2 separate regions of the Homo sapiens genome follow, and region 2 is linked to region 1. Evidence: chromatin contacts called from ENCODE Hi-C or POLR2A ChIA-PET data. All regions are on one chromosome and are shown on one strand. Each heading gives the region's core, a stretch centred on a gene start or an enhancer-like site at or near the end of the contact. The rest is flanking DNA. Distances are from core to core; before and after follow the strand shown.

The links. A loop is a pair of places that touch in the nucleus more often than their neighbours do. ChIA-PET counts read pairs that join two places held with the same protein, here RNA polymerase II (POLR2A). Pooled maps may share reads with other maps.
Region 2: a loop to region 1 is called in a map of naive thymus-derived CD4-positive, alpha-beta T cell, with 34 times the contacts of the local background. The contact joins the promoter of PRDM12 here to the promoter of LHX2-AS1 in region 1. A Hi-C loop is called at or near these places in 1 of 168 maps with a recorded cell type or tissue (naive thymus-derived CD4-positive, alpha-beta T cell) and 5 of 50 pooled maps. POLR2A ChIA-PET finds 5 or more read pairs at or near these places in 1 of 52 experiments (H1).

Annotation. Positions count from the first base shown.
Region 1 is chr9:124,007,808-124,011,146 of GRCh38, forward strand. It overlaps LHX2-AS1 (LHX2 antisense RNA 1), which reads right to left and starts at 1,589. Exons shown (of 2, transcript NR_135129.1): 1 at 1,259-1,589; 2 at 1-284. RefSeq lists enhancers at 1-307, 308-1,018.
Region 2 is chr9:130,662,809-130,666,373 of GRCh38, forward strand. It overlaps PRDM12 (PR/SET domain 12), which reads left to right and starts at 1,786. Exons shown (of 5, transcript NM_021619.3): 1 at 1,786-2,068. The coding sequence starts at 1,846. RefSeq lists enhancers at 228-1,069, 2,360-3,033.

The sequences.
Region 1 (3,339 bases), core at 339-2,838:
GTTATTATTCAAGAGGCTTCCCCCGACCCCAGTCCCCAGCACCATCCTCAGAGCTTCAGACCATACATTGACAGTGAGCAAAGGGGGCCCCAGGCAGGCGGGTCTGGGGCCAAGGAGGGCGGCTCCCCTGCGCGGATCCTTCCCTGGTGGCTCCCAAATCCGGCGTTTTCTCTGCCGCCTCTCCCTCGGGGGAGACTCGGAAAGGCTGCAAAAATCTGGGCGCCCGTTCGCTCGCTTGTCAAGAAGCAAACTGTCTTCACATTCTCCAAGAGCAACATCCCTGCCTAGGAAGAGGAAGGAAGAGGCAAAATAAATAAAACCAGTTAATGTTGTAGTTAACTTGCAAATCAAGTAAATCTGTTGGTGCCGTATTTGAGAAATAAACCATCACAGCGTCACAGCAAACACACACTTCTGAACGTCTTCATTTTGATTTAATGGTATATCAGCGTCAACTATCGCTTCCTCTGCTGGTACACACGGCCTGATGCCGCGGGAGGAGGGTGCCCATGTTTATCACCGAGTGAGATGACTAATTACACCTTGTCAATCACCGGCTATGAAGACATAAAACCAGCGCGCACAATGAAGTAGTTGCCTGCAGCGTCAATTAGTTGGCGATTCTGAGGTTATTGCGTGGCCCTGCTTTGGCCGCCTCTAATAACGGGACAGAGCGCCGGGCACCGCGCACTGATCAATCACCCTCCTTCCGCGGCCGCCCGGCTCCCTCCCCTCTCCCCCGCCGGGTCTGGCCTCACTTTCTCCGGGCGGCTTGCGCTTCCTCCCTCCGCGGCCCCGGCTCCGTGGCGCCGGCAGCCCCGGGAGCCCCGGGAAGTTTGCGCGCGGCAGCTCCGCAGCCGGCAGCCGGGAGCCCCGCAGCCTTCGGGGAGCGCCGGGGCTGGTGGCCCCTTTGTTGGAGGAGGCGTGGAGGGAGCGCTTTTGTTCTGAGTTAGTCACGGTGGCCGGCTGGAGGCTGCTACCTCATTATGCGCCGGGTCTGCTTGTCTGCGAGGAAGCAGATGGTGGGGAGGTAGGCAGCGGCGAGAGTGGCCAGACCTGAATTCCGTTCACCTGTCACCTCCCACAAAAGGCAGGTTCGGGGGACTTAGGCATTCGTTGCCACTTTCTGGGGGAGGGGGAGGTCGAGGGGCCGCCGTTTCCGGCGCCTGCGAAGGTTCCGTACCTGTCGGTGCCCGCTCCCCCCACCCCTTGCCTTTCCCTTGGCTGCAGCTTCTCGCACCGCGTAAATGTCACTCACGTGTCAGGATGTGTGTTTACAGCCTGTTCCTCTGCTTGTTTAGTCTCGGCGGACAGGGCTCAGCGGTTGCGCGACGTTCCCCGCCGCTGGGGGAGATTAGCAAAGTTACCCGCCTCTGGACCCCGGGGCCTGGGCCCCTAGATCCCGCCCCGCGGCGGGAGATGCGTTTGAGCCTTTTACAGACGGAGCGCGTCCCAGCCTGACGCAGAGGGATGAATAGACAAGCGCACCGGGCGGGAATCCCGACTGCCTGTGTATCTGGGGTCGGCCCAGCGTTGGACGTGGGCTGCTGGTCCGAGAGGTGGCGACGGAATCGCGTGCCTATATGTATGGGGGAGTGGAAAGTCGCAGGGTGTGTTTCCACGTTTCTTGAGCAGCCCGCGGCAAGAGTTGCTGAGTACCCCACCCCCCGCCCCCAGATCCTAAGGCAGCCCCTCGAGCTTTCCAAACGTATTGTATCCAGCCCTCCCGAGAGTGGAGTTGCACCAAGGACAAACACTCTAGCGTCATTACAAATTTTTTCTGCCCCTTGGGCGACCTCCAGATGAACCCTGGTGACTCTCAGATTGGATTTTCATTCCTTACTTTCTTTGAAAGAAAGTGCCCCAGATGCGTCAATAAAACATGCCTATGTATTCGTGTAGGCGTCCGCATGCCTGCGCGCCGGCCGTGTGCAGGCGCCGAAGCACACGTCTGTGTGAACACACGGGCACGCGCGTCTTTGGGTTTAGTGGTCCTTCCCTCGCGTTGGGGCATCTGTACACATGCAGAATATACACATATGATTGTAACTTCAAGTTTTTTCAATTATGCAAAACGACCTCGTAGGAGCACTTGCAGTGATTTAAGTAGAATCGCCTGAGCACGCAAGTGCAGGTATAACGTGCAATTTACCATTTTGCAGTTGCATCCTTCTTCCCAGCTCTAGACACTTACACCTGATGCGCATGTGTAAGACCCTAGCTCTTCAGTGGTGCTGGCTGTGATTTTGCCAACAGAGATAAAATTCGTGCTGGCTGTGTTATTGCCAACAGAGATGAACATGTGTATTTGCACACATGAACACAAGTTCATGTGCTTGGGCATTACACGCATACATATATTTGTGCACACATATATTTGTGTGTGAAAGTTACTTACACACGTGAAAAACATGATTTCATGCCTCAACTCTGTACCCTGTGAGGTAAACCGCAGGTCCTGACTATCCCCTTACCTGTCCTGGCAAACAAGTCATTTCAGACTGACACCCGCCTTGTCCCTATTAGACGGAGCCAAACCTGCCTCCGAAGCAGACCCAGATGGGACTCTGTAACCGAAGTGCTTATTCAGTTTTTGTCTACAATCATTTTATTTCCTAAATCCCTCCCCCACCAGACACCTGGGTATTTCCCTCCAGTCCCCAGGAGACTCTAGGGTGAGCCTGAAACCTGGAGGCTGGGGGTAGCAGTTGGGATTTACCCAGCACGCTACTTTGTTGGCCCCTGGGGAGGTGGTGCAGCCAGGCGGGTAAGGAGGACTCGCGCCATCAGCGGGGTCTGAGACATGGTGTGCCCAGTGGGCAGAGAATAGGCCTGTGGTTTTTAAGAACCTCACTGATATCGAATGTGTCTTGGAGTGAGAAAGTTTTTAATGGAAAAGGAGCAAGAGAGAGTAATGAAATAATTTGCTAAGTGCCTACTATGTTCCAGGCATTTTACATCCACAGTCTCTTTCAATCAACACGTCCATGCGGAGGAGAGCTTCTTGTCGCCCATTATAAAGGTCAGAAACAGGCTAAGGGAGGATAAGTCACTGCCTAAGGTTACAGTGCATGTAAATGGCAGAGCTAGGATTCGAACCCTGGCCTTTCTGAGTTCCTAAAGCCATGCTCGCCCCCACTCTTCCAGGCTGGGGAGAGACCGGGAAGAGCGAGAAGCTACACGCTGGGCTGCAGATTGGGCCCTAGCGGGCTTGGAGCGTGGATATGCTGGCTGGCCCCCCTCCCCGGGAGTCACAGCTCTCGCCGGTCTCGCCACTCAGGCTCTGCCGGGTACCCAGGAGGCTTGCACGGCCGCCTGCAGCCCGCTGTGCAGAGCCCG
Region 2 (3,565 bases), core at 536-3,035, 6.7 Mb after region 1:
CACCCAAGTCCTCCGCGCTGAGGAGAAGGTCTAGGGAGTCCACACAGTCCAGCGGAGACTAATCCGTGAGCCTGACCCACGCCGAGAGGGTCCAGGCACCTCTGTTAGCGGCATCTGAAATTGTAGGCTGGTGATGGGAGCCAGAAGTGCGGCAGGTGGGGTGAGCTCCCTCACCCAGCATGTCAGGGCCTGGGGTCCGAGGCTTGAGGCTGACACTGGGGAGCCGCGAAGCCTGCAGGAAGCGGGGCCTTCCGCTGGGCTCAGCAGCTACCTGCTTCGGGAGAGGGGATCGCTGGGCTCCGAGGTGCCTCGAAACCGCCGCAAAGCAAGTCTGCTCCTGGGATGATGGGCAGGAGGAATAGAGGAGAGGAAGGGAAAGAAGAGAGAGGCAGAGGAGAAAGAAAGAACTAGGAGGCAAGAAGGAAGGGGCGCCGCAACGCCACCGGCTTCCCGAGGTTGCAGCTCAGCAAGGAGCCGGAAAGCCGGGCCGCAAGCCGAACCCGCACTGAGGCCTCTCGCGGAGCTGCCTGCAGTTTCTGAGGGACTTCGCTCTCAGGCACGCCTGCTCCCACCTAGGAAGGGTCTCGGGACCCCTTTCAATCCCCCTATATCCCGTAGGAAATTCTTTTCCCAGAGACAGGCTGCCAGGGCGATTCCTGTCCGCCCATCTCGACCCCCGACCTGGCCCCGCAAGGGCCGGGAGCCTGGCCTTCCATGAAGCTGTCTCAGGCCGGGACCAGCCCCAGCCCCGACGGCCGCTGCGGCCCCGCCTCGGCAGCCCCGTGAGCCCGCGGAGGAGTTTCGCACCCGACCGTGCACAGCGACCGAGTTGGCGCGGCCCGTATGAAGCGAAGCGCCGGCTTCAGCAGCGCAGTCTGAGCAGGGGATCCGCGTGGCAACTAGGGCTGCGCGCGAGCTCGGGGCGACTGTGGCGGCCCGGGGAGTGCAGGGCCGGAGAGGGAAGAGGACGCGGGCTCTGGCCGGGGAGGGAGAGCGGTGCAGGGCTGGGCCGGCCAGCCGGGGCAGCAAAGTAAAGGTGAACGCCGGGCTGGGCCAGGCCGGTGAACATAGATCAGGCCTGAGGGGAGCGCGGGGCCCGAAGCCAGGCGTCCCCTCTTGTCTAGCCTGGTCCCTGGAGTCCTAGAGAGCCTCGCCGCACCCCCTCCCCTTCTCCGTCCCCTCCTCTCCTCAGAGCCGGCTGAGCCTCCCTCCCTGCCCTGCGCTTCCCACGGGGAGAGAAGGAAAAACAGGAGGGGGGAGGAAGGACCAGGAAGGGGAGAGAGGAGTGGAGGGGTACTGTTTGGAGCGGTCCGCGCGCCCCCGCCCCTCGCGCTCTCGCGACGAAGGCTCCTCGAGCCCAGCCGGGTACAACAAGTCTGTCCTCCGACGTCAGGGGGTCATTAATAACCAATTAGGAGGGTCACTGCGGCTCCTATAAAGGCGCTGAGATTTTGCCAAGGGGAAGACGGCCCCGGCCGAGTGTGCGAGAGGCTAGCGCGCGCCTGAGCCCCTTGCTGCCGCTTCCCTGCAACCACCCGCCTCTCACCCACCCTGCACCCCCCGCACCCGCCTCCGCCTCCACCCGCGTCTCTCCACCCTCCGCGCCGCCTTTGCCATCTCTACAGATTTCACCATCTCTCTTCCCCTCTCCCCCTCGTTCGCTTTCCTCCCAGTCGCCCCCTCACCTCCCGCTCCCTCCTGCGTCCTCCTCCTCTCCGTCCTCCCCCTGCTCTGGTTCCTTCTCCATCGCAGCGCTCTCCTCTCGCCCCTTGGGCTCCCCTCTCGCCCGCCCACCTCCCCCGTCGGCCCGGCCGTCCCCCGGCGCCGGGGAGCTCCGGGCCGCCCATGATGGGCTCCGTGCTCCCGGCTGAGGCCCTGGTGCTCAAGACCGGGCTGAAGGCGCCGGGACTGGCGCTGGCCGAGGTTATCACCTCCGACATCCTGCACAGCTTCCTGTACGGCCGCTGGCGCAACGTGCTCGGGGAGCAGCTCTTCGAGGACAAGAGCCACCACGCCAGCCCCAAGACAGCCTTCACCGCCGAGGTGCTGGCGCAGTCCTTCTCCGGCGGTGAGTCCAGCCGTCGGAGCCCGGCGCAATCCCTCCTCCCGGCGACCCCCATTCCCGTCCTGGCGATGCGCGAGACGCGGCTGGGATACCCGGCCTCGCTGCTACTCGCGCCAACCTGGGCTCTCCCGGCGCTCGGTGCACCTCAGTTTCCCCATGGGCCAAACCAGGACGCGAGCCACCAAGCAGCTCCGCAGCCCACCCGGCTCAAGGACCGACCCCGGCGACCCCGTCGCTCGGCCCCGACGCCCCCGCCGGCCCCTCCCTTCCCCTCCTGCGCTTGAGCTGGCGGGTTCCCGGCATTTACAGCCTTACTAGGCGTGTAATAGCAGTTGACTCAAAAAGAAGGGGTTTTAAATTCATTTAGTTAACTTGGGCTTGACCCACGAAAGTTCCCACTTAAACCAAGAACTTTAAAAGGCAGCCGGGGCTGGGGAGGGGGTGGAGGGAGGGCGGGCGGGGAGAAAAAGCCGCGGGGAGAGCGAGGGAGAGAAAGAGAGAGCGAGAAAAGTTTCTTTTCTTTAAGATGTCTCAAGTTCTTATTCCTCATTCATCAACCCGCAAACAATATCTTTCCCTGGCTCTGGCATCTCTGCGCGTCGCCCTCTTTTCCCCCTTTACGATTTCTGTTCCTCTCTTAATTTACCGTGAAGACTAATTCCACTTCCATTCACGCTATGTCAACCATCTAATCCCCCTTTTTTGTAAGGGGAATTCCTCGGCCCCTTTTAAACAAGTCCCCTCCGCATTGAGCTACAATTTACTGCTACAGCATTCTTCCAGGGCTAATGAATTTAGAATTAGCAATTTCTTTCGAATGGAGCCGAATGAATGCGATCACTTTAACAGCGTGACAAATTGCCCGCCGCGCCGCAATGGACACCGTTTAACCCCCCCCTTTCAGCCGGCCCGCTCGCCGGGTATTTTCCCAGGTAGCTTAGAGGGGAACCTTGTAAGACATGGAGGCCGCCCTTGTGCGCCTCGCCGCTTCCAGCCCTGCCGCAGATGCCCGACAGGGGAACCCTCGGGGAGCTGGGGGCCGCCGCGGCTCCTCCCCGCCCAGAGAGATGACATCGGGGTTTGTCTGAGCCCGGGCGCCGCCCTCCCTGGCACCCCAGGGCCTGGGAGCAGAGAGGGACTCGGGCGCGCCCGGGGTCACACAGCGAGCGCAGAGCCTGGCCAGCTGCTGCCGGTGCTTCTTTGGCACCTCCAACACCTGCCAGCCCGAGGTCTGTCCCCAGCGCTGATCACGGCCCGGCTCCTCTGCCAGTGCCCAGAGCCTGGACACACAGTGGGCTCCCGGAAGCCGACTAGGCGAAAGAGTCTCCGGTTGGCCTTCACCTCCTTGCAGGACCTGGCCTCAGTTTCCCTGTGCATAAAACCGCTCGCTGCCGTTGGCTCATTAATTCTTAAACTTATCCGGGGCAGAGGATGGAAGAAGTTGCGAATGCTTTGAGAATTCGCGGAGAGACTAAAAACCCACTTCTAAAAATGATCCCC